Regions from separate parts of the Homo sapiens genome. Here regions 1, 2, 3 and 4 are each linked to region 5. A link is a contact called in ENCODE Hi-C or POLR2A ChIA-PET data. All regions are on one chromosome and are shown on one strand. Each heading gives the region's core, a stretch centred on a gene start or an enhancer-like site at or near the end of the contact. The rest is flanking DNA. Distances are from core to core; before and after follow the strand shown. Region 1 overlaps JARID2 (jumonji and AT-rich interaction domain containing 2). Region 2 overlaps DTNBP1 (dystrobrevin binding protein 1). Region 3 has its middle 74 kb from the start of EDN1. Region 4 overlaps JARID2 (jumonji and AT-rich interaction domain containing 2). Region 5 has its middle 23 kb from the start of CD83.

Region 1 (2,700 bases), core at 192-2,691, 1.3 Mb after region 5:
GCTGTGTTTCTTTGTGTGGGCATGTATGTTAAAATTGGAAAGTGTTTTCTTTGAGGTCAGGGCTTTTGTAAGGTGTTCTAAGAAGTTTGTCAAACCCCAACTAGCTTTAAAAAATTTTTTGTTTGTGTAATATAACCTGTTTACTATTTCTGCTTATAAGCGTTTCTATCATCAACTTTAATGTTAGTAGGAAGAAAAACTTTCTCATCTTCATATATTGACTTTAATTAGTGATTAGTTTCTGGTGATGAGATATATTGAATCAAAGATGGTCTGGTTTTTCCAATATCTCCTTTCTGCTATTATTAAATAAATGAAGAATCACAACAGAGTTTCCCGATACTGGTACTAACACACTGTTTTTGTGTTGTTGGTGGATTAGGACTGAATTACCTCTGACTCAGAGATTCAGGGTTAATGAGATTTTCATCATTGAGTTGGGGCAACCGAAGCTTTGAATGGATGATAGCAGATTGATTCTGTTTCTTGAAGCCAGTAGGTGCTCGTTTTATGTTTCAGTGAATGAAAACTTGTGTCCACTGTAACCTTTTTGCTTTTTCTGAGAATAGTGAATTCTCATTTTCAGAGAATTACTGTCAAGAAAAACATGTATCAAGCCATTCCGTGTGCTCTGTTTAAACAGTTACCTGGTTTCCTTAGTTACAAAGGTTTCCCTTCTTTCTCTCTACAGTTAGTTACTAAGCTTTTAACGCGTACCAGTCTTGATGTTAAGGAGTTGTCAGAATATAGATTTTTTCATGCCAGGAGGCTGATTTGGGAGATGGCGGGACTGAATTCTAGAGCAGCCATTCTGAGTTTATAAGATCTCTGGCACAGGCCATACCCCAACCAGTTAAGTCAATGTGAGGGTGAGGAAGTCATTAAGTGGTTTCCAGGGCGGCCATGCCTGACCACTAGTATTCTAGGAGAGTGCTCCCAGTGAGTGCTGCAGAAGCTTGAACACAAACCACCAGCAGTGGTGATAAGAAGACTTGTTAGAAAGGTAGGAATGTAGCTTTCTAGGAAATGCAGTGAAGAATGTTTTAGGGAGAATCTTTGCTTCAGGAGCTCAAGGATTATGGAAGAAGAAATTCAAACCACAGTGTGTAGGTATAGCAGCATGGTGTGACTCGCAGGTTGGTAAATAAAAACTTTTCTGAGTGGGAATGATTTTCTGCAGTCTCCCTGCAAGTCGTAGGGTTTACTCCTTTGGATGTTGCGCTGCTGTATACTTTACTGTCCCAACAGCTTTTCTGACGGTATGTCCTGCCCCTGATGTGGCATCCAGAGGTTGCTCTTCTGGATTCTTCCTGGATTCATTGACTGGAGAGAAAGTTCATTTCACTGCCACACACATATTTTTGATTTGCGGCCGCCTGAAACCTGAATAGTCTTGGTGTTGCTCAGAGAGTATCTCATGACTATATTTTTAGCTACCCGCGTGGGCAGGCCCTAGGCAGTGTCACTTCACTCACTCGGCCCCTCATTTTTCTTATTTGCATTGAAAGCCTAAGTATAAATAAGGCTATCTGTGGGTAGCGGTGGGGGGTGTGTGTTAGAGAGAGGTGGGTAGGGTTGATTATAACCTCAGCGGGTATTAGAATTTCCCCACCAGCAGTGACAGATGGATTTCTTTTTCCTTTTTTTTTTTTATTTGAGATGGAGTCTCCCAGGCTGGATTGCAGTGGCACAATCTCTGCCTCCTGGGTTCGAGCAATTCTCCTGTCTCGGCGTCCTGAGTAGCTGGGACCACAGGCACCCGCCACCATGCCTTGCTAATTTTTGTGTTCTTAGTAGAGATGGCATTTCACTGTCCTGGTCAGGTTGGTCTTGAACCCCTGACCTCAGGTGATCTATCTTCCTCGGCCTTCCAAAGTTTTGGGATTACAGGCGTGAGCCACCACGTCTGGCCGACTGATGAATTTCTAAGTCCTCCACTGTTACATTAGCAAAACCAAAACCTCATCTCTTATGAGTTAGGGCTTGTGATGTCAAATGTAGATTTTCAGAGAATGGCTCTTGAGTAATTTCTCTTTCTATCCAAGACTCTTCTGTGTTAGTCATTCTTTATATTTTATTTATTTCTATTTTATTCCTTTATAATATTTAATTAATTAATTTTTTTTGAGACTGAGTCTCACTGTGTAGCCCAGGCTGAAGTGCAGTGGCATGATCTCAGTTCACGGCAATGCCTCCTGGGTCCTGGTTCAAGCAGTTTTCTTGCCTCAGCCTCCCAAATAGCTGGAATTACAGGCATGTGCCACCATGCCCAGCTAATTTTTGTATTTTTTGTAGAGACGGAGTTTCACCGTGTTGGCCTGGCTGGTCTTCAACTCCTGACCTCGTGATCTGCCCGCCTCGGCCTCCGAAAGTCCTGGGATTACAGGAGTGAGCCACTGTGCCCGGCCTATTTATCTTATTTTTATGAGACAGGGTCACACTCAGTTGCCCAAACTGGAGTATAGTGGCTCAATCATAGCTCACTGTAACCTCAGAATGCCTGTGTTCAAGCGATCTTCTCACCTCAGCCTCTTGAGTAGCTTGGACCACAGGAGTGTGCCGTCATGCCTAATTTTAAGTTTTTAACTAATTTTAAATTTTTGTTGTTGTAGAGATGAGGGTCTCTTGCTATATTGGCCAGGGCTGTCTTGGACTCCTGGGCTCAAGCAATCCTCCTACCTTAGCCTCCCAGTGTGTGAG
Region 2 (2,700 bases), core at 118-2,617, 1.5 Mb after region 5:
CTTCCTGCGTTGGCCTCCCAAAGTGCTGGAATTACAGGTGTGAGCCACCCCACCCAGCCTACATTGTTTTTTGTTTTATTAAATGAAAAACTGACTAGGAGATTCAGCTTGGGAGCTAGTACTCCTAGTACTAAAGAAGCAATATTCAGCTCATTCTGTTATAACTAGTCTGACATGGTCTTAAAATGTATAAAACACTATCATAGCTAATAGGATTATTTAAAAGGCTGTTTCATTTTGATTAGTGATAAAAACTAGAATAGTTAAATTTAATATAGACTCCATTTAACTCTAAGCTACTTGGTGCATTCAGTATCGTGCATGTATGCTTAGCATATGGGGGACGGGTTAAGAGCTAGGCTTTGAAGCACAAGCTTAAAAACCCAGCTCTGCTCCTGCCAGATGAGATGCAATGTGATACCTCGTCTGTGAAGAGAGAGCTAACAACACATATCTTGCAAAGCTGTTAAAAGGATTAAATGAGCCGAAGTACCTAAACTTAATACTTGACAGTAAATAATTAATGTTTGAATATAAAAAATAGAGAAAATTTTTAGATTAGCTAAGTTTTATATTTAATAAAAGTGATTGAAAACTAATAATTTCATTGACCAGTAATGATCATGATGTAAACAAGATCTATGGATCTATTAGATCAAAATGTCAACAACATTTTCATTTTTATCTTACAAACTTACACACCTATAAGTTATTTTCCAGGCTATAGTCTTAGACTTAAGATCTCCTACAGGTAAAAGGAATTAAATTTCAAATGATTTTTCTGAAAAGAAACTATGTAATGGAGCCAACAATTATTCTATGCTGGAAAATGTGTATGTTCTTTTTACCTCTTTAATCTTTATCTGGACAGATGGCAATTTCCATTTAGATTCTAGCTCTGTTGGTTGACTACAGAGCTAATGAGGCCAGGAACTTAAATGAGGTTGATCTCTAGGCAGGCCAATTAATTTCTCACAGACAGAAATTCTGTTCTAGGTACAAATTGTACTTGCTGCCCTAGTCACTCTTTTGTTAATAACGTGGGGACCAGATGAAAACATGTGAGTGGTTTATCAACCTGGAATTCCTAATGAGAAACAAACTGTACATACTTCTGAATAGGACGGCCTCATGCTCTTGTGCTGAATGACAAATTTAGACTAAAAATGCTTGAAATAGTCCGTGGTCATTTTACTGCTAACACCAAATTCATATTTATGTTCTCCCCTTTAAAAAGCTTCACAGGCTCCCCAGCCCTTTCAAGTTAAACTCCTTATCATTCAGAGAGCTACTGCTCTCTGGCCACAAACTGTTTACTTCACTTCTTTCCTTCACATATTCTACATTACAGCAAAACAAGAGGAGTACTGAGCGTTGGTGCCTCCTCCTCCTTGCCTCTGCCTGTCCCTAACCCCGGCCTGTCTTTTCAGGCTTAGGCCAGTGGCAGCCCGCCCTCCTCCCACAGGGCTCCCTTCCTCTTCTGTGCTTCCCCAGACCTTTCAGCCTCACACAGGACTCACATTCTGACTGATATCATCCAACCAGTTGTGTACTCTCATATCTCTCAGGAATCAGTAAGGGCCTTAAAGGTGCAGACTGTATTTTTGCTTTTTTGCTATCCCCTAATAACCCTGTCTGTTGAATTCAATAAAGAATAATTTCTGGTGATAGAATGATTTTATTACTCTAACATGTAAAATAACTGAGAAGGCAAAACTATTCATGGTCATCTAGTTTAAATATTAAGAGACTATGCCAAATTTTGTAAAAGAATAAACATGAGCAGAGAACTTAGAAAACATTAAACAACATGATGATACTTTTAGTATATTAAACCAGGTCACATTATCAGTGACTTAAAACAGAAGAAATGATGAAAATTTTCCATTTTAACACTTAGCAGACTTGAAATCAGTAACAAAATATAAAATAATTGCATTGAAAAAAATAAAGGTTCATCCCCTTATATTAAACTTAAAAAAGCTCTTCATATAATAATGACAAGTACATACGTAATGTGTATTCCGAATATTTTATGTTGAATTTAAGTTAGCAGAAATTTAATTTCCCTGTCACAGCCTGCTCATTTCCTGTTGCAAAACAAGTTGCATATATGAGTACATTTGGTAACCAACTTAGGATGCATATACATAAAATACTAGCAGGCCTCCATGGACACAAATATACCTTTACAAGAAGCTCAAGCCTCACCATTTTGCTCGCTATAACAACCGCATATGTCTCATTTAGTGATCAGTGAAAGAGATAGGTAGAATTTTATTGTGAAAAGCCATTTGGGAATGCCTGACAGCTGTGCAAAAAAGAGCTTCACAAATTTTTGCAAGAAGGCCGTCCCAGAGGAAAAGCAATTCTGTTTGGAATTTTTCTTTGTGCCATTTGTTTCAAATACATATCATCTGTAGTGTAACCACTGATATATAAAGAATGAAGCAGCACACTAAAATTATTTCCCACTTAATGAGTTATTTTCTAACAAAATAATTAGCCTTATGGAACAAAGAACTCTCCTTGGCTGCAAACCCATAGGTCACAGAGGCCAGGTACTGAAAGACCACAAGACTGTTCAAATGCTTACGTTACACTTTTATGTACTAAGGTAATAAGGTAATGATGGTATGAATAAGGAAACTTTAAGAAGTACATTAACTTGCAAAAGCCATTATGGAACAAATGAGATCT
Region 3 (2,700 bases), core at 127-2,626, 1.7 Mb before region 5:
TTAAAATATTATGGGATGTTTTTGTGATTTTTAAAAACTCTTCAGCCATTGTTAGTGTGTTTATGAGTGACCAGAGACAATGCTTATTCCAATGTGGCCCAGGGAAGCCAAAAGATTGGATACTCTTGATACAGAGTGTGAGAGAAAGAGGGGCAAGGGTGGCTGAGTTTGCAGTTCTGTGCACCTGGAGCAATGAGTTGCTCTTTACTTGCATGACAAGAACGAACAGAGGCAGCTATAGCCAGGAAGTACAGGAGAACAGAAGTGGATATGTTAGGCTGAGATTCTTAGTAGCTACCCAAATAGGGATGTTGAGTAGGCAGTTGGATACTTAAGTTCTGATATAGACTAGAAGTCCAGGCCGTAGATGTAAATTTGGGATTATTCTGCATACATATATATGTCATTAGCTAGAACTTTGTCATGTAGTCAGGCCATCTACAGCTGCAAAGAAGGCAGAAAAGGAGAATATGTACCATCTCCAACTTCCATCGAGAAAGGCAGCAGACAGAAAAGGATGGGAAGGTCTGCTGGGTCATTCAACCAACAATGTCTGTATTACCTAACTTCTCAGCTCTTCCTGTACAAAATAAGAATAATAAAGTCTACTTTATATGATTATGGTCAAAATTACATGAGATAAGCTATAGAAACAGGCCAGGAGCCATGGCTCACGCCTATAATCCCAACACGTTGGGAGGCCGAGATAGGCAGATCACCTAAGGTTAAGAGTTCGAGACCAACCTGACCAACATGGTGAAACCCTGTTGCTACTAAAAATACAAAATTAGCGGGGCGTGGTGGCACATGCCTGTAATCCCAGCTACTCTGGAGGCTGAGGCAGGAGAATTGCTTGAACCCAGGAGGTAGAGGTTGCAGTGAATGGAGATCACACCATTGCACTCCAGCCTGGGCAACAAGAGTGAAACTCCATCTCAAAAAAAAAAAAAAAAAAAAAAAAATAGGAAAGAAACATAGCTCCTGTTATAATAGGACCTTTAAATATAGAAGTTCCCCTTTCTTTCCTTTCTGTGACCTGAGATGTCATGGAAAGTCCTTCATTAGCTCACCCCATATATTTATTTTTGGACTTCCTCATTGAACAAAATGATGACACTGCTATTTTTATAATCACTACTGCCGCAAAAAACAGGAACTTTTTCTTGTCCCCCAAAACCACAGATTTTCCAGAGCCTCACTGGTCAAGCTGGGCTCTTGCTTCTCAGTCCCACTTTCTTCTTATCTCAGGGGTTCTGTTTTTAATTTGACATTTCAGTTTCTGTGCATAACCATGGTAGAAGGATTTCCAGATTCTTGGTAATCATTAACCAACTCAAGACAGGCATAGCCCTGCCCTGCCTCCCCCTCAGCTGAGGCCTTGCTGGAGAATGTCTGGGAAGGGCATTCACAGAGCACGGAGACGTCCAAAGCCGCATGGAGGGTGCCTGGTGAAAGGCCAAGTGGGGGCCGAGTGTGGCCATGCCATGGGACAAGGTTGAAGAGAGCCTAATGGCATCTGAGGAAAAAGAACTCTAAGGAAGCTATTCTTGGGGAAACGGAACATTCACCCCCAAATCTGGCCAAGCACTGTGCAGTAGACTTCTTAGGCTCCTTCTCAGCCTTATCGTTGACTCGATATTTACTTTACCCTCCCTTCCCCCTGTGCAGGGAGAAGGCCGAGACGTTTATGCCTATAGAGCGGGCCATAAAATCTTGACTCTTAGATAATATCATTTTATCATTCTTTGTAGTAGGAAAACAATAAATATTTTAAAATATGTTTGTCTGTGTTTTCAGACTTAGTGGCCAACCTGTGTGTGTGTGTGTGTGTGTGTGTGTCTGTGTGTGTGTGTGTGTGAGAGAGAGACAGAGAGAGAGAGAAAGAGAGAGAGAGAAAGAGAGAAAGAGAGAGAGAGTCTGCTAGGCCTGCCATAACAAAATACCAGACTGGGTGTCCTATATAACAGAAATTTATCTTATAGTTCTGGAGGCTGGAAGTTCAAGATCAAGGTGTTGGCAGGTTTGGTTTTTCCTGGGGCCTCTCTCCTTGGCTTGTAGATGCCGTCTTCTCCTGTGTCCTCACAGGGTCTTCCCTCTGTGTGTGTCTGTGTCTTACATCTCTTGTTCTTATAAGGAGATCAATTGTTGTGGATTTGGACCCACACATATGGCCTCATTTTACCTTAATTACCTCTTTACAGATTCTTTCTCCAAATACAGTCACATTCTGAGGTACTGAGCATTAGAACTTCAATATATGAATTTTAGAGGGACACAGTTTAGCCCACAACAGTGTGTGTGTGTGTGTGTGTGTATGTAACAGTGTATATACACACACATATACATACACGTAACATATATACAGACATATATAGTCACACACATATGCAGACACACACACACTGTTATGTGTGTGTATATATACAGTTATATACAGTATGTAAAAACCCATACTATATATAAAATATATATTATGTAGATTTTTATGTATACTTCTTATTACACACACATCCACACAATTCTGAGATACTGTCCAATTGTGCTTGAAACTTCCTCCTGTCTGCCTTGGGTAGCTTTCCCCATAAAGTAGACCTCACATTTCTCTGCTCTTCCGGACACTTGTTGTCTGCATTAGTTAATCTTTGCAAATTTCTCTGCAGGGCAGGCTCCCTTAACCTTCTAACCTCACCATGACTGTTA
Region 4 (2,700 bases), core at 198-2,697, 1.2 Mb after region 5:
TTTATTTGATTAATTTGCTTTATTAAGTATCTTCTGGATTCCGCTCTCCTATGCTTGCAAAATAGTAAAAGAGAACAAATTAGAAAGAGAAGAAAATATTTTCGCGAGAAATGACTGCTAGTTTTCATTAGCAGTTGTTAGTGCAATGACAGTTCTGATAAGGTTCCCAAGAGCACTCATTGCTACAGTGAGAACTCAGAATTCCATGGGTATCTTTTCGGGCTCGGTGGTTCACGCCTGTAATCCCAGCACTTTGGGAGGCAGAGGCGGATGGATTATCTGAGGTCAGGAGACCAGCCTGGCCAACATGGTGAAACCCCGCCTCTAGGAAAAATACAAAAATTAGCTGGGTGTGGTGGTGCATGCCTCTAGTCCCAGCTACCCGGGAGGCTGAGGCAGGAGAATTGCTTGAACCCAGGAGGCAGAGGTTGCAGTGAGCTGAGATCATGCCACTGCATTCCAGCCTGGGCAACAGAGTGAGACTCCATCTCAAAAAAAAAAAAAAAGAAAAAATTTCCTTGAGTTTCTTATGTTTTGTTAACTTTCTGTTATTTGTACGGTTGAAACCTCAGAGGATTAGGATAATTGCCTTTTCCAGTTTCCCTGAGCTGCTGAAAATAAACTTTCATATTTTTACTCTCCATACTCAGTATAGTTTACATCTTTAAAAGTGAACATTTATACATGTATTACTTACAAAAACACTCCCTTCTCTCAGTAAAGACCCAAATCAATCCACTAGCAAACTAGAACAAGAGAAGTTAGTGCTGGGTATCCTTAAATGTGTTCTGAGAATGATTTTATTTGCGGGGGTGGGGGGCGGGTGGAGCAGAGAGGATGCTTTGGTGGTGAAATAATTTTGGGGTGCTTGGGTTCTAAGAGGATCATGGTGTACACGAACACATCTGAAGGAAAGAAACCTGGCTATCTGTACCCGACATTTGTCAAACTTCACTGACCCGTGAGCCTTAATTTTGAATACAACCCCTTGGACATAGGGTTCTCTGGAGCCTCCTTTGAGAAGGACCAAAGTCTTGTAAAGAACGTTGAGTGTAGTTTTTGTCCCTGCTGCCACCACCTAATTTGTAAGGATGAGGGCATCAGTAGGTAGCTTGTAATCTTCATTGGGTTCTCAAATTTTAGGTGTGTGTACAACAGAGGTGTGTTTGGTAGAGGAAGGGATGACTGGGATCATGAGTTAAGGTCTTGCATACTGAGGTGGTGGGGCAGTTTCAGAGGGAACCAAAACATTTGTTGAGTCCCAGCTTTTCATCAGGACTCCTGTGCTTTGTGTCAGAAATAGATGCCATCCCTTTTTCTGTAGGAAGGAATTTATAGTTTGGAGAAGGTAGAGTTGGATTTGGAACCTCAGTTGGCCTGCGTTGAGAACTGCTGGTTTCCTGCTCAGTTAGGCCAGTTAGGGGGAAATAAGAAGACTGCCAAAACCTGTGGCTTGTGTCTCAGTTCCCTTTCTCCAGCCACTGCACCAGAGTTTGGGCGCCACACAGATGGTTCTCAGTGGCAGTTCGCAGAGCGGTCCTCATTTGGCCGGAAGCTACTCAGGCAGCCTCTGTTTCCTCACTTCAGCGGGGTGGGCTTGGGTGTGGGTGAAAGAGATAAGATATTTAGCAGTGAGTCATTTTTTTCTGGTAGTTTGACCTGGTTGCTTTGAGGATGATTGCTTCATCCTTTCTCGTACTTTACCCACTGTCCCTTAGGAAAATGGGGGTCCTGTCCGGCCAGTGTTGTTGGTATCTCAGGCCCTGTGGATGTGGGATTCTGCATATCTCTTGAACTGCCTGTTTCCTCCCAACCTCCAAAAGGTTATAATGTCCCCATTCTTCTATGAGTGACCAACATGGAATGCCATGTATGCTCAAAATATGATTTCTCATTGGCCCAGTGTTTGTAAGAAGAAACCTCTGATTTAGGGTGTGCTTCTTTATCTCCTGCATTTGGGGTTGGGATAGGCAGAAATCTGTTGGAAAAATTTTCCGCAGTGAAGGTTGGATGGGTGTTCTGTCCTGTTTTTAATTCTTTGACCACAGGACCTTTTCTCTTGTAAACACTTAAAAACCTCTAAGGCTAATGAGCAAAGCCTGGTGTGATGTATATTTTAAGGAAAGGTGTATAACAATACATGTGTACAAGGAGGGAAGCGGAGAAGGGCATGGGAGTAGAAGGGATCATTCCCCTGCAATTGGATAAGTGACATTTAAGCTGCATTCCATGTAAGCTTTTGGGCCTGGAAACCTTCCCCTCCCATCTTCCTGAGATACTGTGCTTGTTGTGAGCTCATTCAGAGTAATAAACTGTACCCGTAATTCATGAGCTTGCAAGGCCTTCTTTAACCGCTTGCAGCCAGGAGACTAATGACAACATTTAAAATTATAGATTGCTCATTTTGGAGTCTATCTGTTTCGAGTTATGAATGAAATTTCTTAGCCACTTACTGGACAGTAGAACCTGTTTGCAAAGACCCAGTGTCCTCATGTTGTGTGTGTGTGTGTGTGTGTGTGTGTGTGTGTGTGTGTGAGAGAGAGAGAGAGAGAGAGAGAGAGACAGAGAGGAGGGGTGGAGAAAGGGAGCAAGCAGTCCCCCCTTTATGTATGATTCTTAGAGGTGTTACAGGATGCAGTAACCATGAGGACTCTGGTGTTGCACAGAAGTTGAATTCTTACTTGGAAAGTTTAGGTCTGG
Region 5 (2,700 bases), core at 14-2,513:
GATCACGGTACAGAATGTTCCTAATAAGAGTATTTTATTATCCATCCTGTACTCGCATGGTCCCTGTTCTCAATGACTTTATAGTCTTGTTGATAAGGTTTCAAACATGCAAGTATTGAGTAATATGTCAGACTGACTTCTAGAAAACGTTTTATTGACTATGATCAGGGGCCCAAATATAGGACACCAAAAAGAAGGATTTAGGGTGGACAAGTTGTAGAGAAGCTAAAGGAACCAAGGAAGGTGTCACAAAAGAGGTGGTTTGAGGAGTGTGTGATGCAAGGATAGGGTAATAATTCATCTCTAGTCTAAATCAGACCTTATTTTGGCAATTTTATTAGTCATCAACTACCGCAATAATGTATAACAAATAATGCCCCAAGTCTCACTGGCTGACGCCACAAACATTCATTTTTTTATTCACAGGTCTGTGGATTGGCAGGGACTCAGCTGATCTTGGCTGGGCTCCACTGGGCATGGCTCCAGGCTCCAGGTCTACTTTGGGCCTGCTTTATATATTTTGTTCTGGAACTGGCACCACCTGGGGCATAGTCTTCTTACGGTGATGGCGGAAATACAACAGGCCAAGTCAAATCATGCAAGCACATTTAAAGCCTCTTTTACATCATTTCCACTAGCGTCTGTTATTCAAGGCAAAGCCTGTGGCTGAGCCAAGCTTCCATGGGGTGAGGAAAAACACTGCACTCATTCTAGTGAGAGCCACTGCAAAGTCACATGGCAAAGGTCACGGGTGTAGAATTCTGTAACAGAGAGAGAGTGAAGAATGGGAAACAAAAATTCAATGTACCCCAGTCACATTTTTGAAAAAAATAGTGGAAAAATTGCAAACAGTATAGATTAAAAAAACAACAACAACAAAACCTGCACAGTACAGGAACCAAGTGAAGAATGTAGGTGGAGATAATTGTGTTTAGCTGGCCTGAAATGAAAAGACTAATAGTCACTTCCACCACTATCTTTGAGTTTGCAAGTTTGTGAGGGGCCTAATGCTGACTAGTGGACCCTCCTGGCTGAAAAAAAAAAGACAGTAGACTGGAGTTAAATGAGAACTCAAGTTGCGAGAAAAATCTTCCCTCTTTGGGAGATAAAGCCCTGGCAGCAAGAACTGAAGGAGGTAGAGTACTATTTCTGCATCTTCAGGGAGAGCTGCAAGGAGAGGGAGCTGTGTCTTGTCTCACTGAGGTGCCTGGACAAGATGAACATTTCAGGTCTTTTTCAGTTCTAGGTTTCTATGATGTCAGTGCTACTTCCCTTTCCAAAACCCCACAGTGGCCAGGCATCACAGTGCCACAAGTGAAAAGACCCATGACTGCCTTTATAAGTAAGTTCTTCTTTTGGTTTCTCTGGCAGGAGGCAGATGGAGGAGGAGAGAAAGGCCAGAGGTCTGTTTTGGGGTTGTTGTCTCTGGTTGTCTAAGTCATGCCAAGACACCACCCCTTGGAGCCTGGTTCCTGACATCCGGCAGCATGGCATACTTGAAGGGCATGATGTGGGGATAACAACAGAGCCCTGGCTGAGTCCGGTGGCTCACGCCTGTAATCCCAGCACTTTGGGAGGCCGAGGCAGGCGGATCACCTGAGGTCAGGAGTTTGAGACCAGCCTGGTCCACGTGACAAAACCCTGTCTCTACTGAAAATACAAAAAAAGTTTGCCGGGCATGGTGGCACACACACACACACGCACGCACACACACACACACATGCCCCCATAAGCATCCCAGTATTTGGAAGCAATCAGTTGATTTTTTTTCTTTTTAGAATTCAGTTTGGTGTTATAGGGACACTGCTAGCCTCAGGCAGTGCCGCAAGAGCAGATCAAGGCTCTGATTAAAAAATTCCTCAGTTGCTCCCAGCTGGAGATGTCTGCTTACAAAGCCCTTACAAAGAAATGTTTTTCAATAGGCAACATTCTCTGGTCTGGCCCCACCAAGGAAGTACAGCAGGAAATCTCACAGGCATCCCGATTGCCATTGCCCTCCTGCTCCCAGACACACACTTGGCCCCAACTGGCCTCTGACATGCTCCATGGGGAGCAAAATGGACTTGCTCCATTTTATCCATTGCTCTGGGCTCCACGGTGTTAAGCATGATGGCTTGGAAACTCTATATACCCAGTAAATGAATGCTTGTTGAATAACTTAATGAACACACCCCATGTCAGCCTATCTCCTCAATGCACATCCGCCAGCCACCTCAGCTCAGGCACCTCGCTGATTTTCAAAACATGGGCTAAAAGCTACCATAGGGCATCTAATTATACCTTCTGGTGTAGAAGGTGTTCTCTCATAGGAGGCCTTAGCCAAGTTTGAGAACAAGGACTTTGTATGGAATGAGCTGCATAATGGACAGCACTGGCTGGACCAGCCATTGGGGGTGTCTCTGGCTGAAATTTAACAAAGTTTCCATAGACCTTTTACCAGATTTACTGAGAATGTTGATTTCCTCTATTAAAGCTTAAACGTCAATTCAGGGGAATTTCCCCATAAATGTTGTGAGACTAAACGTGGCTTCTTGTGGGTTCCACATGGGAGCTCACCAGGATGTTGCCCAGCCTTTGTAAAGGTCTGCCTGGTTTCCTGTACCTAGTGGTCAACGTCAGCAGCTGTACCTGTGCCCAGCATTGGGAGGCTCGTCCTCGGCCCTCACCCGGCCATAGGCAGTCAACATCACTAGTTCTCCC

What was found. A loop is a pair of places that touch in the nucleus more often than their neighbours do. ChIA-PET counts read pairs that join two places held with the same protein, here RNA polymerase II (POLR2A). Pooled maps may share reads with other maps.
Region 1: a loop to region 5 is called in a pooled map, with 4 times the contacts of the local background. The contact joins two enhancer-like sites. A Hi-C loop is called at or near these places in 1 of 37 single-sample maps with no recorded cell type and 3 of 50 pooled maps. POLR2A ChIA-PET finds 5 or more read pairs at or near these places in 3 of 52 experiments (MCF 10A, activated B cell and activated CD4-positive, alpha-beta T cell).
Region 2: a pooled map shows a loop between it and region 5 (3-fold over the local background). The contact joins two enhancer-like sites. A Hi-C loop is called at or near these places in 1 of 50 pooled maps. POLR2A ChIA-PET finds 5 or more read pairs at or near these places in 2 of 52 experiments (activated CD4-positive, alpha-beta T cell and activated T-cell).
Region 3: a map with no recorded cell type shows a loop between it and region 5 (5-fold over the local background). The contact joins two enhancer-like sites. A Hi-C loop is called at or near these places in 5 of 37 single-sample maps with no recorded cell type and 2 of 50 pooled maps.
Region 4: a loop to region 5 is called in a map with no recorded cell type, with 15 times the contacts of the local background. The contact joins two enhancer-like sites. A Hi-C loop is called at or near these places in 3 of 37 single-sample maps with no recorded cell type and 2 of 50 pooled maps.

What each region holds. Positions count from the first base shown.
Region 1 is chr6:15,358,075-15,360,774 of GRCh38, forward strand. The region is part of intron 1 of JARID2 (jumonji and AT-rich interaction domain containing 2); the gene reads left to right. Among named protein-coding and RNA genes, the nearest start is that of JARID2-AS1, 110 kb to the left of the region's middle. Within about 2 kb of position 1,442, at least 2 of the 41 ENCODE cell types and tissues checked have a DNase peak (open chromatin) inside an H3K27ac peak, as active enhancers do.
Region 2 is chr6:15,620,429-15,623,128 of GRCh38, forward strand. The region is part of intron 5 of DTNBP1 (dystrobrevin binding protein 1); the gene reads right to left. Among named protein-coding and RNA genes, the nearest start is that of DTNBP1, 41 kb to the right of the region's middle. RefSeq lists an enhancer at 1,327-1,426. Within about 2 kb of position 1,368, at least 20 of the 41 ENCODE cell types and tissues checked have a DNase peak (open chromatin) inside an H3K27ac peak, as active enhancers do.
Region 3 is chr6:12,362,680-12,365,379 of GRCh38, forward strand. No RefSeq gene overlaps it. Among named protein-coding and RNA genes, the nearest start is that of EDN1, 74 kb to the left of the region's middle. RefSeq lists an enhancer at 937-1,256. Within about 2 kb of position 1,377, at least 10 of the 41 ENCODE cell types and tissues checked have a DNase peak (open chromatin) inside an H3K27ac peak, as active enhancers do.
Region 4 is chr6:15,298,189-15,300,888 of GRCh38, forward strand. The region is part of intron 1 of JARID2 (jumonji and AT-rich interaction domain containing 2); the gene reads left to right. Among named protein-coding and RNA genes, the nearest start is that of JARID2-AS1, 51 kb to the left of the region's middle. Within about 2 kb of position 1,448, at least 10 of the 41 ENCODE cell types and tissues checked have a DNase peak (open chromatin) inside an H3K27ac peak, as active enhancers do.
Region 5 is chr6:14,093,033-14,095,732 of GRCh38, forward strand. No RefSeq gene overlaps it. Among named protein-coding and RNA genes, the nearest start is that of CD83, 23 kb to the right of the region's middle. RefSeq lists enhancers at 1,303-1,432, 2,326-2,455 and a cis regulatory region at 2,304-2,700. Within about 2 kb of position 1,264, at least 8 of the 41 ENCODE cell types and tissues checked have a DNase peak (open chromatin) inside an H3K27ac peak, as active enhancers do.